2 separate regions of the Homo sapiens genome follow, and region 2 is linked to region 1. Evidence: read pairs that join two places in POLR2A ChIA-PET (ENCODE). Cell type or tissue: A673. All regions are shown on one strand. Links, peaks and the distances in the headings refer to the core of each region. The heading gives the core; the rest is flanking DNA.

What was found. ChIA-PET counts read pairs that join two places held together with the same protein. Peaks named below come from ENCODE experiments on the same cell type or tissue, not always from the same donor. Only the 100,000 strongest peaks of a DNase experiment are listed, where the experiment ranks them.
Region 2: POLR2A ChIA-PET joins it to region 1 with 11 read pairs; 5 of 35 experiments call an interaction of 5 or more read pairs at or near these places.

What each region holds. Positions count from the first base shown.
Region 1 is chr2:41,933,135-41,949,103 of GRCh38, forward strand. LINC02898 (long intergenic non-protein coding RNA 2898) reads right to left here. Exons shown (of 4, transcript NR_161189.1): 3 at 14,361-14,437; 4 at 2,234-5,479. It overlaps LOC124905996 (a long non-coding RNA gene), which reads left to right and starts at 4,174. Exons shown (of 3, transcript XR_007086296.1): 1 at 4,174-4,253; 2 at 5,407-5,504. LINC01914 (long intergenic non-protein coding RNA 1914) reads right to left here and starts at 589. Exons shown (of 3, transcript NR_110263.1): 1 at 142-589. RefSeq lists enhancers at 4,177-4,771, 6,554-7,148, 15,224-15,874 and a silencer at 5,235-5,529. In A673, for the core only: no CTCF peak of the experiment used is centred there; DNase peaks (open chromatin) are centred at 4,167, 4,467, 4,837 and 7,787; H3K27ac peaks cover 6,353 bases.
Region 2 is chr2:42,004,595-42,020,563 of GRCh38, forward strand. No RefSeq gene overlaps it. Among named protein-coding and RNA genes, the nearest start is that of PKDCC, 35 kb to the right of the region's middle. In A673, for the core only: a CTCF peak has its summit at 8,273; no DNase peak of the experiment used is centred there; H3K27ac peaks cover 1,329 bases.

The DNA.
Region 1 (15,969 bases), core at 3,561-11,560:
TCAGGAATGACAAAGTGTCTTGGCCAGCTCTCAGCCTCTGCCTTTACAAAGTCTGACACCTGTTGCAGTCACGAATTGCACTGCTAAAGAGGTAATCAAGCAAACCAAAGCCAGGATAAAAGGGATTATGTCTCCACTCACCCACACAGAAGGCTGTCTCCAACTGCAGAAGGAAGTTCTTTCCATGGCCGCTGGAGCACCCTCCCCACTTGTGGGCACCATGGTTCAAGTCTGCCCCAGTGATCCTCTCCTGTATAAACCTCCAGGTACAGATTATGGAAATCAGGAATCTCATCCAGCTGCTCAAATAACAAAGAGGTTAGCAGTATCTTCTAGTATGAATAATTGTAACTGCAGAGATCTGTTCAGCCTTTATCCTTTCTTAAAAACCTAAAGAGAAACAAGGAAGCAACCCAGGTAAAAGCAAGACAATGGTCAATGGTCAGCTTCCCAAGGCAGGTTTCAGCTTCCACATTAACTAATCAGCTTGCAGAGCTTGCAGCACCTTCTACATCCAGCCTCCATACAAAGGACAACTATCATCCACCAACCAATTTAGTCCTCTTCTGGAAGAATCAGAAAGAAAAAATGTCTTCACTCCACTTCTCCTACCCTCCTCAAGATCACCTCCCTCCCCAAAGCCCTCGCTTCTGTGGTCCTCTCTAAGAAATATGCTTTATCCACTCCGACGGGCACAACAGTAGTAACTGAGACAGGAGAATGACCCTCTTCCTTGCTTTAGGGAAGTTATCAGTTCCACCCTCCTTGGGAAGCTCTGTGATCTCTGAGAAGAAGCTCACAGACACCATCACTCTACCTAAGCCAGTTAGGGTCTCTGCTCGTGCCAGCCCCTTTTTTCCCCACCAATGAGTTGGTACAAAGCCATTTCATGTTCCATGCCAAACCAGTAATTCGCAATACTCATCAAAATCTGCCTCCGTCCACTGACTCAGCACTCCTGCTTTCCTAGCATAGCCAACCTCCCTAACACCCTGACATCCCGGCCTTCAGTTTCACTATTTACATCACATGAGAGATTTGGGTTTCGAAAGCCAATTCCCTCTGAAGAGAGTATGCAGATGATTCATCTTCTCTGAAAAAACTACCCATTTTTGCCTTGATATCCATGCCAAAAATCTCCTGAGATGGGGCTCAGAGAGGACAGAGTGGGGGAGTCCTGTTACAATAGGAGACCACTGTCTCAGTTTCCAAATGAAAAAGATGACACACTGTTCTTGGGACACTGCTTTGCCAGGGTGTCCTGCAGAAACCAAGGAAGCTTCCATCTCAGAGCCACTGTGGACACAGCCTTGGATCACCGTGGAGCCTCAGACCACACTGACTCCTCCCTGTCTCCGCGTCTAACCCCCTCTCACACTGAGAGATCTGACCCACCACAGACATCCCCTCTGGCCTCCTGAGTGGTTTCTTCAGCACAGCTTCCAGAGCCAAATTAAACGTTCACTCTATGTCTATAGACAAAAAGGGTTTTGACTAAACTCTGTGTTTTAGAGAGGGAGTTAAATGCTGTTAACTTTTTAGGGGTGGGCGAGAGGGATGACAAATAACAACTTGTCTGAATGTTTTACATTTCTCCCCACTGCCTCAAGAAGGTTCACAACGAGGTCATCCATGATAAGGAGTAAGACCTCCCAGCCGGACTGTCCCTCGGCCCCCAGAGGACACTCCACAGAGATATGCTAACTGGACTTGGAGACTGGCTCACACTCCAGAGAAAAGCATGGAGCACGAGCGCACAGAGCAGGGCCAAGGTCCCAGGGACAGAATGTCTAGGAGGGAGATTGGGGTGAGGGTAATCTGATGCAATTACTGTGGCAGCTCAACATTCAAGGGAGGGGGAAGAAAGAAACAGTCCCTGTCAAGTAAGTTGTGCAGCAGAGATGGTAAGCTCCAAAATTTGAAACTTTGGCTGCTGGAAAGTTTTAGGGGGCAGAGATAAGAAGACATAAGAGACTTTGAGGGTTTACTACACACTAGACGCTCTATGCATTTATTTATTTATTATCTCTTATTTATTACTTTGTATAACTCTTATAATAATCTTATGAAAACGGAAACCCTCATATACCCATTTTACAGATGAGAAAAGTGACAATTTTGAGAGCATAGCTAAGAATAGCTAGTAAGTAAAGGAGCTGGGACCTAAACCAAACCCTATCTCACCAGAGTACACACTCTTTTTTTTTTTCCAGTGTAATTTTTTTTAATTTTTATTTTACTTTAAGTTCTGGGATACATGTGCAGAAGGTATGGTTTGTTACATAGGTATATGTGTGCCATAGTGGATTGCTGCACCTATCAACCCGTCATCTAGGTTTAAGCCCCACATGCATTAGCTATTTGTCCTGATGCTCTCCCTCCCCTCCCCACACCAGACAGGCCTTGGTGTGTGATGTTCCCCTCCCTGTGTCCATGTGTTCTCACTGTTCAGCTCCCACTTATGAGTGAGAACGTGTGGTATTTGGTTTTCTGTTCCTGTGTTAGTTTGCTGAGGATGATGGCTTCCAGCTTCATCCATGTCCCTGCAAAGGACACGATCTCATTCCTTCTTAGGGCTGCATAGTATTCCATGGTATATATGTACAATATTTTCTTCATCCAGTCTATCATTGATGGGCATTTGGGTTGGTTCCATGTCTTTGCTATTGTAAATAGGAGTGTACACTCTTGACCACTACACTGGAGCAACAGGCCCTAGAAATAGTGACCATATTCATTAACCAATTAGAAACTAGTATGTGGAGGGTATTGGGAGGAGGCTTAAGACTCTGAAAGATAGTCTGGCTTCATTTTAACCAGGGAATTAATCATCCATTCCATGCAGCATCATTTTCAGAAAAGGCATTCCCTGCTGCTCACCCTAAGTGTTTGTATTCTATAGCTAGATAGGCCAGTGTATAACCACTCCTTTTTTCAACACTTCTTCCAACAAAAACAAAACAGAGCATGGCGAGCTGAGCTTATTATACTCCTTACCACGGGCCTCTGATGTTCCATCTGTTAGTAGGATACCAATCCATGGCTCCTCACTTTCTAGGAGTCTCAGAGGAGACAGTAGGCCCTGGAGACACCCATGATACAAAACCAGAGCGAGATGAAGACGCTCCACTCACCTCTCCCCTCATTCTTGCCCAGAAAATTTGCTCTATCTTCCCCATTTTTTACCCTGCCCACATTACCCACCACAATTAGACAAAAGGCCTCAAGAAGTCTGCAGAGGGGCAGGATGAGGGCAGGGGTCAGCTTTCCTCTTTCAGTTGTTTTCTGATTACTTTAGACTTGGTCCAGCCAGGAAGAATCCGTCACTCTCAGCAGGCAGTGGGTGGGGAGAGGTACCAGCAGACTTAGAAGTATATATGGAATGTATTAAACCGTGGTGCAAAAAGAAAGGCCTGAGAAGCTAAACCAAAGAGGGAGATGCAGTTGCACAAAGTTAGGGGATTGAAAGAGCCCCCAAGGTAACAGAAGGTGCAACATAGTAAGAATTTTAAGAGGTGATAAAGGTAACTTGCTGTCAAAAGAGGCAGATATTACTAAAGAAACAAGTGAAATTGATTCCTTTCTCAAGCCACCATAAAGGTGAATGGCTACCAGATGGTCAGACAGAAATACCTGTCCACAGGCTGCCGGAGAGAAAAATAAATGCAAGAAGAAATCAGATCCTCCTCTGAGCAGGTGAGCAGGAAATTAAAATATCTGTACACTGACCACAAAGTAAGACCACACATGGTCATGAAGAGGCTGTTCGGAAGACAGCAAGAGTGTAAGTTAGCGTCTATCCTGTCTGCTGGCCCACACCCAGAGAGCCTAGTCACAAACCTCCCAGTGTCAGAGGAAAAAGCCTTTGCTGAAAACCCAGCAGTGCCAACAGGAATAAAGATGGGACAGCAGAGACCCAGGCCACTATGGGAAAACCTAGATCACATCCTAGAAGAGTCACTGGTCCAAGTAACAATTCCTTGAGCACTTGCTATGTGCCAGGCCCTTGGCCGGGAGCTCTTGAAGTGTTTTTCTAAGTGTAGGCAGTTTCCGAAATGGCTCTCAGTGATTCTTGCCTCCCATGTAATCCCTTCCTCTAAGCGTGGGCTGGACTTAGGGACTTGGTTCTAATGAATAGAATATGTTAAGAGTGATGGGTTGTCACTTATTCCCATCAAAAAATCTCCCTGGATTTGTGCTTCATAGACTCCCATCTCTCCACTCCAGACATGCCTTTCAGATTCTGGGCATCGGTGAGTAAATCTTCTTCCTCTCTTTGAATAATCATCTCTTCTGTGGGCTTGTTGCTACATTTCTCCCAGAAGACACACACGTACACACACGTACACACACACACACACACACACACACACACACAGCATGCAAGCACACCATTACACCAGGAGGAGGAGGGAGCTCAGCCTCCTCTTGCCATTGTCCTGCTCCTTCCCAATCAATCTCCTGCCAACCACAAATTAGCATTACACAGGCATTTACAGTGCAGCCTCCAGGGATAGATAGAAGCTGCTAATCCTTAAGAAGGGGAGCTGGTACAATAGCAAGTGGCCTGTAGCCTCATCCCCGCTCATGGGGTGTTCCTGTGAAGCACATCTTGCTCCTTTGTGAGCTGGCCAAGTCAACCACAGATGGTGGAGTCACTGGGCCTTGGGCAAAGAGGCGACACTGGAAATCTAAGGAGCACCAAGCTTTGCAAATGCCTGCATGACACACTGTTCGATGACTCTATTTATCCCCAGCAGATGATCCCTTTGGGATAGATTCCTTCTCAGAGCTTCCAGCCTGGTCTTTTGTCAGTGCACCCTTCCATTTTCCATTTCTACTGGTTAACATTAATGAATGGCTCCAACTGGGACCAATCCAGCGCATGAAATCCCCTGGGGGGTCAAGTCTGTACTTCCCACCCTCTCAGCAACTTGGATTAACAAAGCTGGGGTTTGTTTTGTTTTATTTTTCTTAAGGGATTGATTTGGCCCTCTGAAGTATGATTGAAAATCCCTGATCCCAAAGGAAGGCAGCCCTGGCTGGGTTCCCAGGGTCGTTTCTATCCCCAGGCATGGTCTTCAGGGACCCCAGGGGCCTCTGATTGCAACTCTGCCTGCTGAAATCCCAAGAGCTGGCTCTTGCAGCAGCCTCCTCTGAGGCTCCCTGCTCAGCTCCTGGGCCCTTATCCTGCAGCTGGGTCTGGAAACCAGAGGAGCTTGCAAGAGGCGAAGCCTCTTATCACAAACATTTCCTGCCTATTCCCGCCTGACCCCGCATACCATAGCCCTTCCCTGGCTAGTTGGGCCACCAACGCAGCCCTCACACAAACGACTTGAAAGGCAGGGTCCCCAGACTCCTCTCTACTCCAGATTCTTCTCCATCCACACTGTCTCCTTTCTCCAGGGAGCTCACAGGCTCTTCCAGGCCACCCAAATGGTTCAGTCGCTGAAAAGCATGGAAGGAATTCAGGTGGAACCTGCAAGAAAGAGGACAAAAGGCAGGTAGGATTTCTAGTTCAAATAGAAGGTATGACTCACAGCTGGAGTTGGGCCCACCTCCCCGAGGACTCCACTGTGCTATCTCTGACAAAGAGATGGAGACAGAGTTGAGAGAAAGGCCTGCACACCTGTGCGTGTGTGTGTGTGTGTGCATGTCCCTGGCATCCCCATATTGTGGCCTCCCCTTGTTGTGCTGCAAGTGGGGCTGAAGCCGTATGGACTATTGATGGTGTGTGCTGAAGGACCAGGAGCCAGGGCCAGAGGGTCTAGCCAGCCCAACCCAGCTGTGCTCAGCAGGTCACTGAATTCCACAGCCTCTCTCCCCTCCCCACACCTGGGGCACCCTAGTCCCACCCCTTCCCCCAGCCTACACTGGCCTTCTCTCTGCCTCCTGCCCCCAGCTCACTGTGTGGTCCAAGCCCTCTGCCACAAGAAGAGCCAGGGAGGGAGGGATGGGCCTGCGTGTTTACAGTCAAGCATAACTGAGCCTTTATTTTAAATAAATAAAACTTTAGCTAGTTTTTATTTTCCCTTTCTTTCCAAAAGCAGTTTTGTCCCTCCTCCTCTTCCTCATCATCATCATGGCTAAGCCTTTATCTGTGGGGCCACCCAGGGAGGGGCTGTGGGAGGAGGGAGGAACAGAGGCCAGACTGACCCTGATGTTTCACATCTTCTCAAGCCGTGTGAAGTTCTCTCTCTCTCTCTCTCTCTCTCTCTCTCTCTCTCTCTCTCTCATCCTCACAGAGCCCCAAAGTTCTTATGAATTCAGGGATGTCCAGGCCTGAGGAATAGAGACTAAACAGGAAGCCCGGGCTTCGTCGTCAGCATGTTGTCCATCTGTTCTCCCCCAATCACAGGGTTGCCCACCCCCCATATAAAACTGCCATCCATCTGCCTTCCTGTTTGGTCTGTCATCTCTCTGTCTCCCCTGTTGGACCCTCATCCATCTGTCCTTCCTATGGGACACCATCTTTCAAGGTCTCTTTTGGGTTGTCATAAATCCGCCTTCCCCATGGGATGTTCCATCTGCCTGTTACCCCATTGACCTGTCATTCCATCCGATCCCCTTGATCACTCTTTTTTGTCCATCTGTCTCCTCCCATAGGACTTACTTTTGCCCATCTGTCTCCCTGAATGGGGCCAGCAATGGTGAGTCTCTGAGGCATGGGAAGAGTTGGGATTCTCTTCTGGTTTTGATCCCAGCAACCACAATAGTAGCTACCATCAATCAAGTGTCTACGTGCCATACAGTCTACATACATTATTCCCTTTTGCCCTCCAACAGCCCTGTATGTGCTTATTTCCCTATTTTACCAGAAGGAAACTGAGGCTCAGAAGGGTTAAGTGTCTGGCCCAAGGTCACACAGCTCCTAATGGGAGACACAGGGTAAAAAACCAGCTCTGCCCGTATGGAGTGGGGGTGAGGACACAGTCTTACTCCACCCCCAGAATGTAAGACTCCCCTTCCCCTGGCCTCTCTGCACATTTAATTTACACTTTGCTGCTGGATGTTTTCAGACTGATGAAGTTTCCTCCCTGCCCTGGCTGTGCACAAAAAAGTGAGAGAAGAAAAGCAGCCAGATGTGAGAGCATTTTGAAGGTCTTTTTGGGGGGATGGAGAGTGATGTTAAATAAACATCCAATGGTATTCTTTCTGCAAAACGATCCATTTTCATGGCACCCAGGAGTTCGTCCAAGGGTCTCTGGGTCACTGGGGAAAAGTATTCCGTGTGTTTTGGCTCCATATACTTCTATTGGCCACAAAGAGCTAATTCTTCCAATTAATGAAATCAGCACCACTGATGGAGATGTACTGACAAATTATTTTCAAGATGAATATATTAACACCCATGGTGGAACTGATTGGCCTGAAGGATTTGGAGGCTACAGAATGAAGGTCCCCCTGCCCACCGAAGACACTGAGGTCATTCACGGTGGCCGGGATGTTGGCCACCACCTCAAGGGACGCCTCTCTCCGCTGGAGCCATGGAGACTGGACTGGGTTGTCTGTGTGGAAGGGCTGCCTATCAATGGGCTTCTGTATGGCCTCAGCAGGTCCCCAGCACCCCCCACCCCCCACTGCCCCAGCTAAGTCCCCTTCAGGGCCTGGTCTGAAGGGCCTATTCAGCATTTAGGACTCCCTGATGGGAAGTAAAAGAGAGACAGACAGATGCTTCCGTGGAGCTGGGGAAAAGCTAGAAGCCTGGAGACAGGAAGGGAAGCTTGAAGCCACCAGGAAGGAGCCCAGAGAGAAGAAAAAAGGCAGGCCGGAGGTCCTATAGGATAAGAAAGAGAAGAGGAGGAGGAGGGGAGGCCGTGGGAGGGAAGACAGCGGGTGGGAGAACCAGAGGAGGGGGAGGAGGCCGGAAGGAGGCCTCCGGGCCAAGGGAGAGATCCCAGTTGGGAGACAGACCAGAGCCAGAAAGCAGTGTGGGATTTTTAAGCCACAGATTTAATTTCCTGATGATATTTTTTTCAGGCTGATATTAGCAGCATTTTTCATTCCCCAAGCAGATCTGCCAATCGTGAAAAAGTGATCCAGAGTGAGCTGGGTGATGGGCCAGTTTGAACCTGAACAGACCCATCAGGATAGCCCAAAGTCAAGGCAATATGTCCTCTCTTTTTCTAACCACTAGAGACTAAGGACAAATTTTGCTTCTGGCTGGTCTTGGAGGAGAGAGAAAGAACAGTTTCTAGGCAGCTCTGGTGAATAAATGACAATCCAAATTCAAGGGCTAAATGATCTCTGTTAATCATCTCTTTGGTTTCTGTTTTCCTGTGTGGACCCTGACTGAATCAGTATTCTGAGCTTTGAGAGTTGTAAGTTAGGAGCTAAAGAAACCGGCCGGGCGCGGTGGCTCACGCCTGTAATCCCAGCACTTTGGGAGGTCGAGGCGGGCAGATCACGAGGTCAGGAGATCGAGACCATGGTGAAACCCCGTCTCTACTAAAAATACAAAAGATTAGCCAGTGACAGTGGCAGGAGCCTGTAGTCCCAGCTACTCGGGAGGCTGAGGCAAGAGAATGGCGTGAACCTGGTAGGCAGAGCTTGTAGTGAGCCGAGATCACGCCACTGCACTCCAGCCTGGGCAACAGAGCGAGACTCCGTCTCAAAAAAAAAAAAAAAGAAACCAAAGCCCAACTTTCTCCAGGGCATCTTATACCACTACCACCAAGCCATCTTTCTAAAGCCTTATTTTCCTGCTTTAAAATCCATCTGTGCAGCCCTTTGCTTACCAAATAAAGTCTACACCCTTGAGCCAGAAAAGCAAAGCCCTCTAGAACCCAGCTGCTCCAAGTGTGGTCCAAGACCAGCTGCCTTGGCATCACCAGGGTCCACGCCATGGACCTGCTGAATCACCAGGCAACCCTTGTGCGGTGACAGCACAAGAAGCCCTGCTCCTTACCACTTCCGGCCCACTCCAGATAATCTCCTGCTGCTGCCATGGAGGAGGGCTGCTTCCCCAGCAAACTGGAAGTATAAAAGTCTTCAAATATACCTTTCACTTATCCAGTTCTGAGTGCTGGTTCCTGACTTTCCTTCATCTTAAAGATGCTTCCCCTTGTACCCCCTTGAGAAAATCTCACCCACATTTTAAGACCCAACTCAAATGCCATCTCTTCCAAGGATCCTCCCCTTCTCACTGTCCCCTTTCCTTGCCAGAGTCTAGAACTTCTAAGGCAGTTTGTTTGAGTCTCCCTTGGAGTGCTTTCTACCTTCTGTCTTGCATTTTGATTACTCATGTACTTATCAAGGGGCAGCATTGTGTAGTGTTTTGCAGTGTTTCCTGGGTTCAAATCCTTGTCCCATGGCTTCCTAACTATGACACCAAACAAGTGCTTAATCTCTTTGCACCTCAGTCTTCTCATCTGTAAAATGGGAGTAATAATGATACCTACTCATAGAGTTGCTGTAAGGATTTTAAAAATATATTTATTGAATACCTATGTGCCAAGCAATGGAGATACAAATGTGACCAAAACCATATAGTTCTGTTCTCATAGTGGATTATAGTGCTTGTAAAGTGTTTAAAACATAGGGAGTGCTCAGTAAATTTTAGCTATTATTATGCCTTATCACATTCACCATACCACGGGCATTTGTGTAAGGCAGGGAGCATGCTTTACGTCTCTATAAAGATACGTAGGTGTTATAGCCGCAACATCTAACACAGAGCTTGGCATACAGTGTGCGCTCAAAAAGTGATTGTCAACTGACTGAGATGACCCAAAGAACAATGTTCTTAATTGCACAGGAAATGAGAGCTGTCATGCCTAAAACTCAGAGCTTACCCAACATGGCAGTCTTCCCAAGGCTGACTGTTTTGTGCCCCTTTTCCTAGAACCATAATTTGTTTAATCAATGATTGCTGTTGTTTTTCTAATAATCATTGGTTAAAAGTTCTATTTCCTCAGTGTGGTTTCCATGCTGTTCCCTTATTGGTTTCTTTCTGTGTCCCACTCCCTGCTTCCCCTCTGAAAGCTCAATGTTATGTTTTGGGCTGGGTTTTTAGGGGAGCATGTGAAATATTTCAACTGGACATAGTATTTATTTTATTTTTAACTTCTTTGTATAACTTAATCAATTGTCTCATTAACATTCTTTTGACTCCCCCAAAAAATGGTTTCTTAAAATTCTTATTCTGTGTTTTCATCTCCAGGGGAACACTTTGGCTAGGTTTTCTACCAAGAATGACACAATTCTTTCCATAGCTAATAGAGGTGGAATTTGAAAAACAAGACAGTTGTATTGGTCCAGCTCTATTGCCTTAGTCCTATGCCCCAAAGAATTCTTCATACACGCAAGCCCCCAACTCTCCCACTGGCCACATTTCCCAATGCTGCCTTTATTAAAAATGTTCTCTTTCTGGTTAAATCCTAATGGAAAGTGAAATAAACACAATTTAAAAAGCTCTTTCAAGATGAGGGTCATTCCAGAGTCCAGTTGCCTTGAATTACTACGATCCCTGACATATCACTGTTTCCTTCAGACTCAGTTGTCGTATTCTTTTTATTTCAATCAATAAGCATTTTAAATTTCCTTTCACATTTCCTTGTGGTGACCTGGTTTGGTTTATTTCTCCTTTCGTTTTTTCAAGATGGGGTCTCACTCTGTCACCCAGACTGGAGTACAGTGGCGCAATCATAGCTCACTGCAGCCTTGAATCCTGAGGTCAAGCGATCCTCCCACCTCAGCCATTCAAGCAGTTGGGATTGCAGGTGCAGACCACCATGCCTGCTTCTTGTTTGGTTTAGAGGCAATTCAAATATCATATGTCTCCTATGGTTCTGTCCCATCTACAATGTGCATGTCTTTTTTATTATCCACAGGCAAAATATTATTCAGTGCAAAGCTCCTTCCACCCTGATAGAAAAAGATTTTCCCCTGCATTGTCTTAGCTTTAAGAAAGGGAGAAAAAGACAAGTAAAGTCACTTGTTTGGGATTTCAAGGAACTGGGAAAAAATGGAACCTCCGGCAAGTGGGAATGTGATCTACATGGGAAAATCTCTGAGAAGACACCTGCTCTTCCACTGGTCTTTGTCTCTGAGGCTCCTGGAGCTGCAGCCTCATAGGAGTGGCTTCTTGTTGGAAACTGGGGCAAAAAAAGCACAGCATTGGTAAGGACAGAGGGCTCTGTCGGTGGAAAAAGGACAATCAGTGAACTTTTGAGCCCAGGAGCAGGGCAAGGCTTCCAATGTGAGCTAGACGTCTGGAAACTCAATCTCAACTAGAGTATCAGTTACCTCACAGACTCAGACCCTCTCCTGCATAAAGGGCGGCAGTAGCCGGGCGGGCCTCTGACATGAAACTCTCTGTTCACTTCTTAATTAACTCTAAGAAATGTACCTCAGAGTCTCTTAGAAAGGGAAATTGTTCTGCCCGGTAGAAGGACAGAGGTGACATCAAGATAAGAGTTTGAGTATGACAAAAATATCAAGAGCTTCCCAAGTCTGCCTTGGCCCAGAGAATTAAACATCCGTGGGGTCACCCTTTAGATCATGGGACCATTGCTCCCTGCCAAATTTCTGCTCACGGCTTGTTTTCCAAAGAGAGTCATAAGAGCTACCCTCGCCCTGCCTACTGTTTTGGTATCAAACACCCTTGGTACTCAAGCATGAAAATATGAGGAACTCTCAGATCCTGATTCTACACACTTTGGTAATTCCAGATATGCACCTGAATTACAGAATCCTATTTAACATCTGGGTGTGAATTCTCTCCCCATTCACTCTGAGCCTGCCACCAGACTAGCCCTCTCTAAGCCTTCATTCATGTATTCTCCATCAGCATTTAGTATAAAACTACCAGTATGCTTGACACTACTCTAGGGACTTGAGGTACAAACAGGCCCAAGACATGATCTATGCCCTCAAAGGGTTTATTTTCTAGCAGGGAATACAAATGTATGGATTAATAATAGCAGCTACTGTTTATTAAGCCCTTATGAAATGCTTTTTCTTTTAGTGACAACATCTCACTATGTTACCCAAGCTGGAGAGCAATGACCATGATCATAGCTCACTATAGCCTCAAACTGCTTGGCTCAAGCAACACTCCTGCGTCAGCCTCTTGGGTAGCTGGGACTACAGGCACACACCACTGCACCCTGCATATGATATGCTTTTGATAAACATCGAGCTAAGTAGTTGTAGTAGACAGCCTCTAAAATAGGCCATAATGATCTTCTCCTGAAATTCACATGCTTGTGTAGCACCCTTCCACATTGACTAGGGCTGGTATAAATAATAGGATCTATGGAAATAACAGTACATGACCTCTGAGGCCAGGACATAAATGATAATGCAGCTTCCACCTAGGTCTCTCTTGGATCATTCACTCTAGGGGACTCCAGATGCTATGTGGTAAAGACACTTAGGAAGCCCTATCCTGTGGGAAGGTCCACATGGAGAGGAACTGAGGCTGCCCACCAATAGCCAGCGAGGAATTGAAACCTTCTGCCCATAGCCATATCATTGAGTCATCTTGGAAACAGTGCCTCCAGCCACAGACAAGCCTTCAGATGACTGTAGTCCCATCTAACATTGCAACTGCATCCTCATGAGAAACCTCAAGGCAGAACCACCCAGCTAAGCGGCTCCCAAATTCCTGACCCACAGACAGGAAACAGTGTTTATTGTTGGTTTAAGCCACTAGATTTGAGGGTAATTTGCCATGCAGCAATAGATAACTAATACAGTGCTTTGCATTCATTTTCTATTGACTCTTCATGCCAGTCCTAGTGGGTATTTATTATTATCCCAACTTTACAAATGAGGACACTGAGATTTAGAAAGGTTATAGTAAGAGGCAAAGTCACAGCTAAATAGCTAAGTCTTCTGAACTTCAAGCTCTGTGACCTTAACCTCTATGTAATAAAATGATTTTGGTGCAAATGCAGAAGTCTGTACAGGGAAAAAAAGGTCACAGTGGGAGTAGTGAGCTCTACCTGGGAAGTCTGGAACTGGAGGGGAGGAGGAGACAGGGAAGACTTGTTAGAGGATATCAGACTTGCAATGAAAAGGAAGGATGAGCAGATGTTCACCAGGTGGGCAGCAAGGAAAAGGATTCCAGATGGAGGAGCAACATGAGCAGGGGCACGGAGGCACCAAACAGCCTGTGTTCAGAACCTCTGGAGTTTCCAGACCTGGAAGAACTGAGGCCTTGTGGCTTGTACATAAGGGGATACTCTTGGTTCTTGCCCAAGGTTTATTCTTGCAGTCACAGGACAGAACCCTGTGCCCGCCAAATAGTTAGCACCTTTCCTACAAACTACTGTCCCAATCTCTTCTCTTGATTAACTTAAATCCCCATTCGTTCCCCATTTCTTTCCTAGGTCAGTTCTTTTTTTCTTTTTTTTCTTTTTTTTCTTTTCTTTTTTTTTTTTTTTTTTTTTTTTTTGAGACGGAGTCTCACTCTGTCACCAGGCTGGAGGACAGTGGTGTGATCTCGGCTCACTGCAACCTCTGCCTCCTGGGTTCAAGCGATTCTCTTGTCTCAGCCTCCCAAGTAGCTGGAACTACAGGCACGTGCCACCACACCCAGCTAATTTTTTTATTTTTAGTAGAGATGGGGTTTCACCATGTTGGCCAGGATGGTCTCGATCTCTTGACCTTGTGATCCGCCCGCCTTGGCCTCCCAAAGTGCTGGGATTACAGGGATGAGCCACTGCGCCTGGCCGGTCAGTTCTCTTTTAAAGACCCAGCTTTCTGGCATCCCCATCATGCATACCACTGTTCTTCTTGGCAGGCAACTCTTGCTCCTTACAAAAATGCGGTTATGATGCTTATACTTGAATTCACATCTCTTATCTACTGCAAAATACCATGTAAACTTTACTTTCTTCTTTAGCAGGGTCACAAGAATGGCAAATTAGGGAGATTCATGGGACCAAGTGTATTGGATTATAGAAAGGTGCTTTTAACTTTTATTAGGTTAGTGTAAAAGTAATTGCGGTTTTTGCCATTATTTTCATTGAAAATAAACAATTACTTTTGCACCAACTAATACCTTTTCTCATAGCAGCCTTCTGGATCCTTGGTGGATTATAAATTAGAGACGCACAATATAAGGAATTAGTAGTTGGTTTAATAACAGTATCCACACCCCAAAAATATTAAACATGGGTTGATGTCAAGGTCTAGAGGACAATCTATATTGGCATGACCAATAGTTCTGCCCTCAGCCCTCTCCCAGGCAACATCGTTTAAACCCATAACTTGAATGAAGATATAGAAAGCAGGTTTACTAAATTACCTAATGGTTGAAAGGGGTAGGTAGCAACCGCATGAGATGGCAGAACTAAAACTATGTCTCCCAAAAGGCTAACATGGGTCAAGTCTTACCAAGACATCTTTACCTGACATGTAAACTCCTTTACTTGAGTTCCAAAAGTAACTGCACAAATACACAATGAAGGTTTCTGACTCAGGGTAACTGTAAAAGGGAAGAACATTAAAGAGTTTTAGCTCTAGTTGAATGAAAGCAAAGACACAACCTGCACTAGGGGAGAGGACGAGGGACAGTTGGATTCTGAGGGTTTACTACTGAGATTCGACAGCCTCACCACCAACCCCGGGCTGTATTTAGTAACTCACACTCTACTCCATTAAATGTGTTTGGGTTTCCAGCCCCCTCCCCGTGGCCCTCACCCCAGACTGAGCCAGGAGCCCTTAGAAGGTAATGAGAACACTGAGAGCTTGGGAGTCTGGGAAGAGCTTGGAAACGAGAGCGCTCAGAGCCTCTCCCAGCGCGGCCCTATCCCTGCTGATAAGGCTGAGAGCAAAGCTGGCTGACAAGTGATTGGAAACAGGAGTTCCCAAACCCTTTAACTCTTTCCTACCCTGCTCGTGTGCTGGAGTCTCCATCTCCCGTGGCTTTCCCCTCTCTGTATCAGGGCTCTCTGCTCCCCCTACCAGGCTTTCCATCTACTCCTCCTTTTGTCCTGATGCACACTGAACGCTGTCCTTCTGCCTGAAAAGCAGTCACTTCCACCACCAAAGATGCAAGCTGCCCAGAGCAGTCAGCCAGTCCCTCTGGTCCAGACCCTACCAAGCTCACTTAAACGACCACATCCGTGCTTGTCCAGAGCTGCTGTTCAGCAAGCAGCAGGAACCTACCAGGGGAATGTTGGTCCTGTTTGGTGTTTGGGGTTTCTGGGAGTGGAGACCCCAGGAAAAGTCTCAGTAGCCTAAGTCCAGAGCCATTCTCAGCTGCCCCTGCTGGCTGGGGAACCCTATCAAAGGACTTCAGGGGTCACCCCCTTAAGCCAGACCTGATTTTGCTGGGTGATCCTAAAGGCCATCCAGTCACTTAGATATTGCCTGCTTCACGGACAGGCCTCTTATAGGCATAGATGACGAGGGGTCTGTCCGTGACAGTGGCCAGCATGACTGAAGCTAAGAGGTAAGCTTCCCTCCTTGCCCTGGGGAGGGGCATTAAGGAAAAGCCAGGCTTAAGAGCCACAGTAATTAAGTGTAAAAGAAGCTTCCTTCAGTAGAATGGAATTCACATAAACTGCCATTATCATGCAAAGCAGCTTTGCACCTAAAAGCCCTTACTCAAACAGGCAGTTTAATTAAATCCCTAATCTCCTCTGGCCTATTTGACCCCTTCTCTCCTCCTCTTATCCCCTTACCACCCCAACCCCCTGCCTCAGCCCCACTCTCACCTTCAAGATTCCATTTAAAACACCCCACCTGTAAGTGTGCAAAATCTACCCAAAAAAAGGTGGGTCTGGGGTCCTCTTTAGGGTTTGGTTGCTGTGTCTTAGGGGTTAGCTCCCTGAGGCTCAGACAGCTCTGACTTGGGTGCTAGATGCTAGCAGCAAGGGTGAGCATGATGGTGGTGATTCCCACAATGGCCATGGTCAAATGAAGTCAGGGGAGTCAGCATCACACTCCCACCCACTGGTTCCTGCTCAGCCGCAGGAAGCTGATGCCCATTTATAACCCACCCCATGCCATGAA
Region 2 (15,969 bases), core at 3,546-11,545, 71 kb after region 1:
TTAGGATTTCAACATATGAATTTGGGGGGACACATATATTCAGCAGCATTCAATAAGCACTCATTTAATAAATTAATGAATGAAGATACAGAGCTCCCATGTTCTCAAACACCTACTATTTGGTTGGTGCAAAGTACTTGTGGTTTTTCCCATTATGTGTGTGTGTGTGTGTGTGTGTGTGTGTGTGTGTGTGTGTGTGTGTGTTTGAGACAGAGTTTTGCTCTTGTTGCCTAGGCTGGAACGCAGTGGCATGATCTGGGCTGACTGCAACCTCCGCCTCCCGGGTTCAAGCGATTCTCCTGCCTCAGCCTCCCGAGTAGCTGGGATTACAGGTGCCTGCCACCACGCCCAGCTAATTTTTTGTATTTTAAGTAGAGACAGCGTTTCACCATGTTGGCCAGGCTGGTCTCAAACTCCTGACCTCAGGTGATCAGCCTGCCTGGGCCACCACATGCATCCAGCCATTACTTTTAATGACTATTACAAAGCAAATACGTTGCCTGCATTGTTGTTAATCCTCATAAAAACTCTGCAAGGTTGACACTGTTGTTTCTCAATTTACAGAATTTAAAATCTGAGACTAGGAGATGCTATCTTTTTCAAGGCCTCGCAAGGCTGTGCTGGGATTCAAGCCCCCAACATCCTTCTTCTACACTTTCTCCATTGTTTTGGATAGCTCTTTACAGTTAACAAAATGCCTTCAATGCAATGATCTCATCTGACCTTAACAATAACCCTGGGAAAGAAGAATTGTAATTATCATCTCCATTTTGACATATATGAGAATCAAAGCTCAGAGAGGCAAAAGTATTTGCCCTGGTTGACACAGCTAGTGAACAGCAGAACCATTCTTCATTTCATTCAAAAGACATTTGCTGAACAACTCCCAGGTACCAGACACAATAGCTAATAGGATGTAATGCCTCAAGCTTTCTGGCTGCCCAGTCTTGTGGGGCTGAACCTTGGCCACTGCTGTGTGTTGAGTACTCATCCAGGGTAAAATGTGGATAATGTAAATGTTAACTTGTGTTGTCCAGACATGGCCTGAGAGTGGCTGGTCTGAAAGGAGATTGACAAGTGAGGGCTGAGATCACTGGGAAGCAGAACTGGAAGAGATGATGGAAGAAGGAGCTTTTTAAACACTGAGCCAGAAGATGTAGTAAGCAAGAGAAGGTTGAGGGTCAGAGCTTTTTAAAATCCCTTTTTATCCTCATTCCTCACTCCCATCCCCCGACTGGCAACCTTCTCAATGTGTTTGATGAGTATCATTTTGTTTCTTTGTGCTTTTGCAAAGTGCTTATTTTTCTTTTGTGCATAAGTGTTTTGATTCATGCAAATAATATTATGTTGTGTATTTAATTTTTCCACCCAGCATTGTGTCAGAGATTCATGTGTGTTACTGCATGGACACTTAATCCATCGCTTCTAATTATTACATAACATGGTGTGTACCTACCACATCTTACCCATCTGCTTCCCCAGGGATGACACCCAGACAATGCTGTGATGCACATGCCTGCCATGTCCCCTCCTGGGCCTGTGTGAGTTAGACTGCTGGTTCATAGGATATAGTCGTAATTCAGTAGTGCCTGCATGCTCTGCTCCCTGAGATATTCCCAGAAGCAGAGGATGAGCAGTCATATACCCTCATATCCCTGCCAGTACTTGGTGTTATCCAGCTTTCTTATGCCTGCCAGTCTAATAGATGTAAAGTGGTATCTCATTATTGCTTTAATTTGCAACTATCTAATTATTCATGTGTTGGAGCAACTCTTTATATATTTGTTGGCCTTTTAGATTCTCTGGAGTAAGCTAATCAGATTTAAAATGGAAGAGGGAAGAGCTGTCTGTTTAATTAATCTTGATTCCTGGGAAAGTCCAAAGGGTTGGGAGGTTTCCAGGCATAGGAACCAGGGGTGCTCAAGCTTACAAATGGAAAATGTTTCCAGGAGAACCACTGGACCTGAACTGGGAGGTTTTCCTTGGAAATCATCTTTTTGTTTCCCCCAAAATACAAGACAGCATGGAAAACTGGATTTAACCAGTATGACTAGATATAACCAGCCAAAACATACTTCCTGGAAACATAAATAAGTTGAATTACATTAAAAGGAAGAACTTCTGCTCTTTGAAAGACATGATTAAGAGATTGAACAGGCAATCCACAGCGTGGGATGAGATATTTGCAAATATATATGGCAAAGGACTCAGATCCAGAATATATGAAGAACTTCTACAAATTAATAAGAAAAAGACAAACTACTCAATATGGGCAAAAGACTTGAAAAAGCACTTCATAAAAGAGCATCTCTATATGGCAAAAATCATATAAAAATGTGCTCAACTTTTTAAATAATAAGAAATACAAATGAAAACATCAATAAGATGCCACTACACACCCACCAGAATGACTAAAATGAAAAAGACAGACAATACCAAACATTGGCTGGAAAGTAAATTGGCGCATCCTCTTTGGAAAACTACTTGGCAATATCTTTAAAGATGCGCCTGTGCATACCCTTTGACCCAACAGTTCCATCCTAGGAATTCATCCAAAAGAAATGTGTTCGTTAAAATACATGTACAAGAGTTTCATACACTCTAGCCTGGGCGACACAGTGATACTCTGTCTCCTAAAAAAGGAGTGTTCATAGCAGCATTATTCACAATACAAAACTTGAAAGCTACCCAAAGACTCATCAACAATATGGATAAATAATGGTGTTATATTCATGTAATGAAATACTACACAGCAACAAATATAAAAGAACTGCAGTTTTACTTTACACAAAGTACAAAACCAGGTGGAACTAATCTATGGTGAAGTCAAGACAGTGATCACCCTCGAGCAGATATCAACTGGGAAGAAGTGGGAGAAATTTTCAGGGTGCTGGTCCCATGGGTGTGTTCACTTTGTGAAATTTCATCAAGGTGTAGTCTTATGATTTTTTAACTTTTCTGTATATGTTTATACTTCAATGAAACATTCAGAAATATTACGTGGGTACCTACTTTCCAGCCCCAGTCCCATAGTGACAAATCAGGAATAGGAGACAGCCCTGAAGGGAGAGAGAGTAGTTGGCAACGGGCTGCAGAATCATCGCCCACATACAAGAACAAATCCTCACCCTGCCTTGCTTTGCCAGTGGAGTACAAGGGAGTTCACAGCCAATATGTGCTTCGTGAGATTTCAGAGGAGGCAAGATAGCAGTGTCTTAAATGTGGGTAGGGTTTTATTAAGAACCAAGTACTTTGGCTAGGCACGGTGGCTCACACCTCTGATCACAGCACTTTGAGATGCCGAGGCAGGCGGATCACTTGAGATCAGGAGTTTGAGACCAGCCTGGCCAACATGGTGAAGCTCCGTTTCTACTAAAAATACAAAACTGAGCTGGGCGTGGTGGCGGGCGCCTGTAGTCCCAGCTACTCAGGAGGCTGAGGCAGGAGAATCACTTGAACCCGGGAGGCAGAGGTTGCAGTGAGCCAAGATCACGCCACTGTACTCCAGCCTGGGTGACAGAGCAAGACTGCGTCTCAAAAAAAAATTTAAAATAAAATTTAAAAAAAAAACAAGTACTTTCCATGCATACCCCTTTGCAGCAGAGGGAGCAGAGATCTCTAAAGTCAATGTGACTTCCTTAAGTCCACACTGCCAGTAAATACCAGAGCTAGATCTAGTTCCCAGGTCTTCTAGTTTAGGGATCTCCCTCGCATGACACACTGCCAGCTGCATCTGGGCTGAGGCAATCAGGAGGCTCTACAGGGGAGGAACAAGTTACACTGGAGGTTGAAGGATGGAGGCAATGCCCAAGGGCAGACAAAAGCAAATGCTATGGCAAGAAAGTGCCAGGGCCGTGAGCTCACAGCTTCAGTGGGATCTCAGCTTCCTGAAGTGGAGCTGTCAGAGGTGTTGCTAAAAGACAGGCAGGAGTGGCTAGGGAAGTGCAGAAGGGCCCCTCCGGCCATGCTCTCTTGCCCCTTCTCTAGAAGCCCTAGGAGACTCTCCTCCCAACAGCTCCCTGTGCCCCCAGATTTATTTTGCTTTCTTTCGCTAAATCAAACTTTATCAGACAGTTTTACTGTCAGCCATTAAACCAAAATGTGTTTGTGCAACAGTAAACACCTTGTTACTGCAGGGAAGGATTACATAAACAAAGGTGGGGACGAGACCTAACTCACTGTACCCAAGAGCTGTGCGGCCCTCAGTGGGGGATGGAGAAGGGCAAATGGAAGGGCACTTCAGGGGCGTCTGGAGGCCTGAGGCGAGGGGATAGGACACGCTCCAGCCTGAGGCTTCTGCCCTCGCCAGAATGGAATGAATGGCAAGTATTCCTCCAGTCAGAAGGGCACTGTCCTCTAGAGATCTCAGAGGGGGCCCAGGAACCTTGTCAGAGCCCTGAAGGGGGCAGAGGGGGAGGCAGAAAGGCTATTCTGAGGATGGGGTGGTCGGTTTGGATTAGAATGTGGTGTGATGGTGGTGGGTTGGGAGCTAAATAGGTGTGGGAAAAACTTGAAGCCTGGGATGAATCAAGAGAGGAGAGGGTTACGGTCAGATTGAGAAGACATGCAGGTAAGGAAGACCATGGCGGGGGGCTGCCCGCTTGGGCCTGAATTATTGGCCAAGGAGTGGAGAGACAAGGCCCCTTTTTGGGGTCAGTGGGGCAGAGAGGTTTAGACTGGCTTTGGGTGGGTGGCAGATACAGACATTGGGGTGTCAGACTAGAGGCAGGACCAGTGGGCAAAGCAGCCAGATAGACCACCCCTCTGAGTACACCCAAGGTCTCAAGGCCTCCCCTCAGGGCATGTTTTCCTGCCCTTCCTCTGACCTTCTTCCACTCATCCTTGCTCAAAACCCTCTAATCAGGGCTGCTCGCTGAGCCAGGCTGCCACATGACATAAGCTGTCTAGGGACAAGCCTGAAAGACAGGCTCCAAGGGGACCCCAAGTGCTATGCAGAACAGAGGGGACATTCAGAGAGGAGGTGAACAAATAGATTAAATGTGTGCCCCCACTGGGCACTGCGCTAGGAGCTTCTGCACCACAGGTACTTACTTTCTTTTTTTTTTTTTGAAATGGAGTCTTGCTCTGTCGCCCAGGCTGGAGTCCAGTGGCACGATCTCGGCTCATTGCAACCTCTGCCTCCCGGGTTCAAGCAATCCTCCTGCCTCAGACTCCCGAGTAGCTGGGGCTAAAGGCGCCCACCACCACGCCTGACTAATTTTTGTATTTTCAGTAGAGACAGGGTTTTGCAATGTTGGCCAGGCTGGTAATCCATCCACCTCAGCCTCCCAAAGTGCTGAGATTACAGCTGAAAGCCACCGTGCCTGGCCACAAGCACTTTCATTTTCAATCTCACACCCACACTTTGGGATAGAAAGTTCTGCTTAAGCTGGAAAAGTGAAGGCTGCAAAGAGCCATGATCATGCCACTGCATTCCAGCCTAGGTAACAGAGTGAGACCCTGTCAAAAGAAAGAGAGAAAGAGAGAAGAAAGGAAGGAAGGGAGAGAGGGAGAGAAAGAAAAAATTAGCCCCACACACCAGGCTGCCTTTGGCATCAATTGTCTTATATCGCCTACACTGAGCATTTCCTGTATGGCAGTCATTCTGGTTCTATTATTTCATTTAATCCTCACACTCATATGAGACAGGTTCTTTTATTATTCCCTTTTATAAATGGGGAAACCAAGACTCAGAGAGGTTAAATTATTTAGCTAGGGTCTTACAGCTAGCAAATGGCTGAGTCAGAATTGGAGTCCAGATCTCTCTAATGCCAAAGGCTGTGCTCTTCCTGTCTGAGTCTGGGCTAAGAGGGTCTGGAGGAAGGGGTTGGGACATTGTGGGTGGAGGTTAGTAAAAGGGGTGGCCCACACACTAAAGGCTTTGCCCTGAACACTAGGCATGCAGAGGTCCCTACTGAAGAAGAAAGGGCAGTTATCAACCTCCCTCATGGTCCAAAGGGGCCGGCATGTCCCTAAACCCCTTCCTCAAACACTAGGATGTGCCTCCAGAGCCCTGGAAGTCTCTGGCCATTCTAAGCTAAGAGTCTGTAGGGCAACAGCCCCAGCTTTCTGAAGTCCTGGCCTGTGGCATTCTTAACCCTGGAGGCCACAGCTCCCTCTTTTTTCCAAATCCCAGATCCCAAGCACCCCTTCAGCCCCACCATTAGCCTTCTAATCTACTACTCAGGTACTTCGTCTCCCCATCACTACCCCAACCATCCATCCCTCTAATACCCCCACCTCGACCACAAAGTGGCTCCATCAGCCGGCCACAGCCCTAAAGCCTGAGGCCACACTGCAGAGGCTTTACCCTAGAGGTCAGCATGACCTAAGAGCCTTAGATCACTGGGGCTGCAAGTCCCCAGGTCACTGCAATCTTTCTGTTCAGGCCCTAAGCACTCACAGGCCACTGACTTCATTAACAACCTAGTCCCTTCTGAGACTAGGGAATCAAACAAGCATGGATTCTGTGGTCTGGACCAGGGCCCAGGGCCACAAGTCTCAGGATTCCATTTGGCAAAATCACAAGATAGGACTCAAAGGGGCAGGCCCAAGGTCCCAAGCTCAGAAGGGCTCGTGCCTGGTTATGGGTTTTTTTGTTTGTTTGTTTTTTGAGACGAAGTCTCGCTCTTGTCCCCGAGGCTGGAGTGCAATGGCGCGATCTCGGCTCACTGCAACCTCCGCCTCCTGGGTTTAAGTGATTCTGCTGCCTCAGCCTCCTGAGTAGCTGGGATTACAGGCCCCTGCCACCACACCCGGCTGCTTCTTATATTTTTAGTAGAGACGGGGTTTCACCATACTGGCCAGGCTGGTCTCGAACTCCTGACCTCAGATGATCTGCCCCTCTCAGCCTCCCAAAGTGCTGGGATTACAGGCGTGAGCCACCATGCCCGGCCAAAATTCTTTTTTTTTTAACAAGGAGCCCTGCATTTTTATTTCATACCAGGTCATGCAGATTGTGTGGTTGGTCCTACCCAACAGTGCTGCTGTTTCTATGGCCTAGACTTTCTTCTTGGGTCTTGCAGGAGCCAATTACAGATCTTGGAGGCCTGGTCTGGGCAGAAGTGCTCCCTGCCGTCACTCCCCACCCACAGAGCTGAACACTGCTGTCCTAAGGGGCAACTCAGGGCTGGCCCAGGGAAGGGCACAGTTCAATTCTCTGGATCCCTGGCATCTAGGACTCTGGGGACAGAGGGAGGGCAGAAAGAGGTTGTGATTTAGGGAGGAAGGTGGAAGAGAAGAGAAATGGGCTTTCAGGGCCTACAGCCAGGGGAGCTGGGAAATGAAACAATCAGGGATCCAGGAGAGATTCTACTCCATTCATCCCCCAGGGTCCCTGGAACCATATCGGTGTGGCCAGCTGCAGGTGCAGAGGCAGTATAGCAGAAGGGTTGGACACTTGAGCTCAGGGCTGGTAGGGTTCAAATCCTGCCCTGTCACTCAGTAGTTATAATCTTGCTTCAAAAATCTTGGTTTCCTCCTTTGCAAAATAGAAATATTGCCTACTATGTAGGATTATCATTGGAGGTGATATAAGTAAAGAACAACTCCTCAAACACCTGCCATTTTGTGTTTAGCATTTTACTAGGCACAAATCCCTGGGGAGGCCTCATGTAATTCCCAGTGTCAACCTGTGAGGTGGAGATTGAGTATCAGGGAGAGTTCCCTGCCCTAGGTCACAGAACAGGTGAGAAGTAGAGCTGAGGTTTGAATCCAGATCTGTGGTATCACAAGCCTTCTGGGTGCCACTGCCCCACCCTATCTGGTGGTATGGTGCTGGGCTGGAAATGTGTGTACAGGTTTAGTCACACAGAATGCAGGGATTTGTTGGTTAAAAAAAGGATTTCACGAGTAGATGACACCAAGGAGGTTATTTCATGAACTATCATTTAAAGTCACTCTTTTAGAAGAAAAAAAAATTCTTTTTCTAAAAAGAAAAGTATAATTAGAGATCACTCATGCTGTCTCCAGAGAGCTTCTTCCTCCTCCACCATCCACCATTCAGTCTGAGACAGAATTGTATGCAGGCTGCCATCATGTCTGGAGTGAAGGATGCTGGGATGTCTGCCAGAGACCCAGGCTCTCCCATAAGTCCATTGCACTTACTGGCTTTTCTTCCCCCAATATTTTATGAAAGTATAACTTACAACACTGAAAGTGCACAAATTGTATATGGAGCTTGATAAATTTTCACAATCAAACATATCCAAGAAACCAATATTAAAACTGAACATTCCCAGCATTCCAGGAGCCCCTCTACTGTCCCCTTTGAGTAACTACACTACCCAACCCCCAAAAAGCTGACTTCCAACACCACTGGTTAGTTTTACCTGTTTCAAAACTTTATATAAATGGAATCAAAGGGCATGTACTCTTTTGCATCTGGCCTTTTTGTTCAGCATAAAGTTTTTGCTCAACATTATGTTACAAATATAGTTATCTCACATATACCTATGTAACAAACCTGCACGTTCTGCACTTGTATCCTGGAACCTAAAGTAACATGTTAAAATATATATATTATATATATTATATATATACATATACATATATGTATATATATTATATATTATATATATACATATACATATATGTATATATATTATATATAATATATACATATACATATAATATATGTATATATATTATATATTATATATATACATATACATATATGTATATTATATATGTGTATATATATTATATGTATATATATAGATATAGTCATCTATATTTTCCATGTACACAATTGCAGTTCATTTACTTATATTGCTGTATAGTATTCCTTTGTATGAACATGCCACAGGCTTCCTATTCTGGACATTTGAGTAGTTTCCAATCACTTGTAAGTTTTTAATGTCTTGTAATTTTTTATGACTAAAGGACAGTCTCTCCAAAAAAAAAAAAAAATTGTTTCTAAAAACTAAGATTGGGGCTGGGTATGGTGACATACAACTGCAGTCCCAAGCTACTTGGGAGGCTGAGGCAGGAGGATTGCTTCAGCCTGGGGGAGTCGAGGCTGCAGTGACTCATGATTGCACCACTGCACTCCAACCTGGATGACAAAGTGAGAGCCTGTCGCAATTTAAAAAAAAAAAAAAAAACCTAAGATGATGTTTCATTACTGATGGACTTTTTTTTTTTTTTTTTTTTTTATTGATCATTCTTGGGTGTTTCTCACAGAGGGGGATTTGGCAGGGTCATAGGACAATAGTGGAGGGAAGGTCAGCAGATAAACAAGTGAACAAAGGTCTCTGGTTTTCCTAGGCAGAGGACCCTGCGGCCTTCCGCAGCGTTTGTGTCCCTGGGTACTTGAGATTAGGGAGTGGTGATGACTCTTAATGAGCATGCTGCCTTCAAGCATCTGTTTAACAAAGCACATCTTGCACTGCCCTTAATCCATTTAACTCTGAGTGGACACAGCACATGTTTCAGAGAGTACAGGGTTGGGGGTAAGGTCACAGATCAACAGGATCCCAAGGCAGAAGAATTTTTCTTAGTACAGAACAAAATGAAAAGTCTCCCATGTCTACTTCTTTCTACACAGACACAGCAACCATCCGATTTCTCAATCTTTTCCCCACCTTTCCCCCCTTTCTATTCCACAAAGCCGCCATTGTCATCCTGGCCCGTTCTCAATGAGCTGTTGGGCACACCTCCCAGACGGGGTGGTGGCCGGACAGAGGGGCTCCTCACTTCCCAGTAGGGACGGCCGGGCAGAGGCGCCCCTCACCTCCCGGATGGGGCGGCTGGCCGGGCGGGGGGCTGACCCCCCCACCTCCCTCCCGGACTGGGCGGCTGGCCGGGCGGGGGGCTGACCCCCCAACCTCCCTCCCGGACGGGGCAGCTGGCCAGGCAGAGGGGCTCCTCACTTCCCAGTAGGGGCGTCCGGGCAGAGGCGCCCCTCACCTCCCGGACGGGGCGGCTGGCCAGGCGGGGGGCTGACACCCCCACCTCCCTCCCGGACGGGGCGGCTGGCCTGGCGGGGGGCTGACCCCCCCACCTCCCTCCCGGACGGGGCGGCTGGCCGGGCGGGGGGCTGACCCCCCAACCTCCCTCCCGGACGGGGCGGCTGGCCGGGCTGGGGGCTGACCCCCCAACCTCCCTCCGGGACGGGGCGGCTGGCCGGGCGGGGGGCTGACCCCCCCCACCTCCCTCCCAGACGGGGCGGCTGGTCTGGCGGGGGCTGACCCCCCCACCTCCCTCCCGGACGGGGTGGCTGCCGGGCGGAGACGCTCCTCACTTCCCAGACGGGGTGGCTGCCGGGCGGAGAGGCTCCTCACTTCTCAGACGGGGCAGCTGCCGGGCGGAGAGGCTCCTCACTTCTCATATGGGGCGGCTGCCGGGCGGAGGGTCTCCTCACTTCTCAGACGGGGCGGCCGGGCAGAGACGCTCCTCACCTCCCAGACGGGGTGGTGGCTGGGCAGAGGCGCTCCTCACTTCCTAGATGTGATGGCGGCCGGGAAGAGGCACTCTTCACTTCCCAGATGGGATGGCGGCCGGGCAGAGACGCTCCTCACTTTCCAGACTGGGCAGCCAGGCAGAGGGGCTCCTCACATCCCAGACGATGGGCGGCCAGGCAGAGACGCTCCTCACTTCCCAGACGGGGTGGCGGCCAGGCAGAGGCTGCACTCTGGGCACTTTGGGAGGCCAAGGCAGGCGGCTGGGAGGTGGAGGTTGTAGCGAGCCGAGATCACGCCACTGCACTCCAGCCTGTGCGCCATTGAGCACTGAGTGAACCAGACTCCGTCTGCAATCCCGGCACCTCGGGAGGCCGAGGCTGGCGGATCACTCGCGGTTAGGAGCTGGAGACCAGCCCGGCCAACACAGCAAAACCCAGTCTCCACCAAAAAAATACGAAAACCAGTCAGGCGTGGCGGCGCGCGCCCGCAATTGCAGGCACTCCGCAGGCTGAGGCAGGAGAATCAGGCAGGGAGGTTGCAGTGAGCCGAGATGGCAGCAGTATAGTCCAGCTTCGGCTCGGCATGAGAGGGAGACCCTGGAAAGAGAGGGAGAGGGAGACCATGGGGAGAGGGAGAGGGAGAGGGAGAACTGATGGACTTTTTAAACAAGGATGATTATTTTTCTTCTCTGAAGCTAAGGCATCACAGTCAGTTGGTGTGATATTTTCACCTCCAATGGAAGTCCTAAAGAAATATTAATATCACCTTAAAAAAGTTACTTCAAACAAATACAAAGGTGAATTCTAAAGGCATCTGTCTTAGTCTACTCTGGCTGCTATAACAAAATACTATAAACTTATAAACAACAGAAATTTATTTCTTGCCATTTTGGAGGCTGGAAGTCCAAGATCAAGGTGCCAACAGATTTAGTGTCTAACAACGTCCCACTTTCTGATTCACAGACAGCACCTTCTAGCTGTGTCCTCCCTCACATGTGCAAGGGGCAATGCAGCTCTCTCAAGCCTCATTTCTTTTCTTTTTCTTTTTTTTTTTTTTCAGACACAGTCTCCCTCTGTTGCCAAGGCAGGAGGGCAGTGGCACAATCTCAGCTCACTGCAACCTCCACCTCCCAGGTTCAAGCAATTCTCCTGCCTCAGCCTCCCAAGTAGCTGGGATTACAGGTGCCTGCCAACAAGCCCAGCTAATTTTTGTATATTTTTTTAGTAGAGACAGGGTTTCGCCATGTTGGCCAGGCTGGTCTTGAACTCCTGATAGATGATCCACCCGCCTCAGCCTCCCAGAGTGCTGGGATTACAGGCGTGAGCTACCATGCCCGGCCTCAGGTCTCATTTCTAAGGGCACTAATCCTATTCATGAGGGCTGTGCCCCTATTACCTAATCACCTCCCAAAGTCCCACCTCCTAATACCATCACCTTGGGGGTTAGGATTTTGACATATAAATTTGGAGGGGACACAGACATTGAGATCATGGCGGCATCCCACTGAGTCTTCTCTTAGAACCAATTACTGTTTCAAGAAAATGTTGGCACTTTTCCTGTTAGCAAATTACTTTATGAGAGAGCAAGACAAAAAAAGCATGATACCAAAAAAGGTTTGCATAAAATGTCCCTCATGTGGAAGAAGAGGTGGAAAGACCCTTTCAGCTAGCAAATGCTTGTCTTTTTTCCTAAACATACTAAGACACAAATGTAACTTAAACGCAACCAACAAACATATGAAAAAAAGCTCATCATCACCGGTTATTAGAGAAATGCAAATCAAAACCATAAAGAGATACCATCTCAATCTCACACCAGTTAGAATGGCGATCATTAAAAAGTCAGGAAATATGCTGGGCACGGTGGCTCATGCCTGTAATCCCAGCACTTTGGGAGGCCAAGGTGGGCAGATCATGAGGTCAAGAGATCAAGACCATCCTGGCCAACATGGTGAAACCCCATCTCTACTAAAAATACAAAAATTAGCTGGGCATGGTGGCACAAACTTGTAATCCCAGCTACTCGAGAGGCTGAGGCAGGAGAATTGCTTGAACTTGGGAGGCGGAGGTTGCAGTGAGTCAAGATCACACCACTGCACTCCAGCCTGGTGACAGAGCAAGACTTTGTCTAAAAAAAAAAAAAAGTCAGGAAACAACAGATGCTAGAAAGGATGTAGAGAAATGGGAATACTTTTACACCGTTGGTGGGAGTGTAAATTAGATCAACCATTGTGGAATACATTGTGGCTATTCCTCAAGGATCTAGAACCAGAAATACCATTTGACCCAGCAATCCCATTACTGAGTATATACCCAAAGGATTATAAGTCATTCTACTATAAAGACACATGCACACGTATTGTTTATTGCAGCACTGTCCACAGTAGCAAAGACTTGGAACCAACCCAAATGCCCATCAATGATAGACTGGATAAAGAAAATGTGATACATATACACCATGGAATACTATGCAGCCATAAAAAAGGATGAGTTCATATCCTTTGCAGGGACATGGATGAAGCTGGAAACCATCATTCTCAGCAAACTAACACAGGAACAGAAAATCAAACACCACATGTTCTCACTCATAAGTGGGAGTTGAACAATGAGAGCACATGGACACAGGGAGGGGAACATCACACACACCAGGGCCTGTCTTGGGGTGGGGGACTAGGGGAGGGATAGCATTAGGAGAAATACCTAATGTAGATGACAGATTGATGGGTGCAGCAAACCACCATGGCACTTATATACCTATGTAACAAACCTGCACGTTCTGCACATGTATCCCAGAGCTTAAAGTATAATAAAAAAAGAAAAGAAAGAAAAAAAAAAAGAAGGGGGGAGAGAGTAAGTGACATACATAACCACAGTCAGTAATTTTGCTATGAATTTCTCAGCTGTTATAATGAGAGTCCTTATATTACTGAAAATGCCTGAGAACTCATTTGAGCCCAAAGTATCACTGAAGCTTTCATGGTTAATTTATTTTTCTTTTCTTTTTTTTTTTTTTTTTTGCAAACTTTCAACTATGGGGGCTGATATTTTTTTGATTGTTAAAGAGATATATTGAGAACACTTAAAACAAGTCATAAATGTCACTGGAAACACTTGGGTAAAACACCCACCTCATGGAGTTCTTAAGAAAGAGAAAAAGACAGTGGATGTTACTATATCCACTATGTACTAGCTGTATTATCTGTACCCAGGTCACTTCACTTCTCTGGGCTCAGTTTTCTCATCAGTAAAATGGGGACAATAATGACCATCTCCCAGGGTCTTGTACTAGCTGTATTATCTGTACCCAGGTCACTTCACTTCTCTGGGCTCAGTTTTCTCATCAGTAAAATGGGGACAATAATGACCATCTCCCAGGGTCTTGTACAGATTAAATGAGTTAAACTGTGTAAAAAGCTCTTTAGTCCAAAGCTTGGCCCATAGTAGATGTTCACGCTATAATAAGTATGAACGGTAGTAGCAGAGGGAATATTCCATTTATAAAGCTATATTTTAAGAAAAGGTTAAATATTACTGCTATGCCATTGTACTTGTTATGTGCTGTGTTGATGAGTTTCAGTAAGGACACTTGATCCCAGGGAGTACTACAAATCCTTCCATGAAAAAAGATTAAGAAATAAATTGATATAGAAAATGGTGGCTACTTTGGCCGGGTGAGATAATCCCAGCACTTTGGGAGGCCAAGGCAGGCAGATCACTTGAGGTCAAGGGTTCAAGACCGACCTGGCCAACATGGCAAAACCCCGTCTCTACTAAAAATACAAAAATTAGCCAGGCCTGGTGGTGCAAGCCTGTAATCCCAGCTACTCCAGAGGCTGAGGCAGAAGAAGTGCTTGAACACGGGAGGTGGAGGTTAGCCGAGATCCAGTCACTGCACTCCAGCCTGGGTGACAGAGCAAGACTCTGTCTCAAAAAAAAAAAAGAAAAGAAAAGAAAAGAAAAGAAAAGAAAAGAAAAGAAAAGAAAATGACTGCTACTTTGGTTTGTCACTTAAGTTTCTCACAATCCAAGCATTGATTCAATAAATATTTATTGAACATCCCAAATGGTCCTTCCTCCCAATCTAGTTGTGTTGAAAGACAATAAACAAGAAAATAAGCAATCAATATGATTACAAATATTGTAAATTCTATAGATGCTATGAAGAAAATAATCAGAGTGCAACAAGAGACAATTATGGAAGGAATATTTAGATTAAATTGCTGGGAAGCTCTCAGCAGTTGACATTTAAGATGAAATAAGAAGGTTGAGCAGAGCTAGCCAAGCAAAGAATGAAGGGAAAGTGTCCTAAACAGATGGACTAGGATTTAGGAAAGAAAAAAAGAGAGGACACCAGTGTGGCTGGAACATGGAGACGGAGGAGGAGAGGGTAGGGGAGAGAAGGAAGAGAAGGAAGAGATGAGGCTGGACCAGTGGCCTTGGCTCAGATTCTACAGAACCTTCTAAGCCATGGTAAGCAGCTGGGATGTTCCCTGACCTCTGACTATGAACCAATTTCTACTTTTTTTAAGAAAAGAAATAAAATTCTAAAATATATTTTAAACTTCTTCAAATTAGATTATTAAACAAAAATAATTTTTTCCCTCATTGTCCAAATCAATGTGTTCTTTCAAGTGTATATCCAAAATAGTTTTCTGAAAGCTTGTCACAGAAGGGCCTGGCCCACTTTTACATTTTCTCTATTCAATTAAAAATAATAATATCCAAGATATTACCACTGAGGGAAATTGAGTGATAGGTACATGAGCCCTTGTACATTTTTCTGCAACTTCCTTTGACTCTATAATTATTTCAAAATTTAAAAGTTCAAAAATAATAACACTAAAATAGCAAGTAGCCCTGTCGACTTGGAGTTCCCCTTCATCTCATTCTGTCTTTCAACATCATCTGAAGACTCTGAATGGCATTTTGAAGACACCAAAGCTGAAAAACCACCACTTTCCATAACTTTGTTATCATTCCCGAGGAGAGTATAGAAATACAGCCTCCAAAAAAATGATTCAAAATTATAGACATTTGCAGCCATTCAAGGCTTACGAGTTTACAAAACATCTACTTTTCTTCTATTTGAAACCTCGAGGAGGGGATGGCTTTTGGAAACTTTTCTCCACAAAAGGATTACATTGAAAGTCCTCACTGTGCTCTACATTTTCTGCACATTTTTGGCTCTATTTATATCTGAAAGTAAATTTTTTTTTCTTCCATAGCTATGTTTAAAATACAAGGATGGAGTTGTGTTAACAAATGTACATTTAGGCAGCCTGAGTTTGCAAAAAAAAAAAACAGGAAAAAAATTTTTAATATTGGAAATTTGCTAAAAATGATCAAAGAGAGTATCATCTTTTTGGCTGGGGGCCGCTAATGGAATACTGCCCAGGGACTCTTCAAAGTCCTCTGGGCTATGCCTTTACTTGATTCAGTCCCACAACCCACAAAAAAAAAAAAAAAAAAAAAAAAAAAAAAAATATATATATATATATATATATATATATATATATATACACACACACATATAATCCAGAGCCGTTCACACACTAGGCACTGGATTA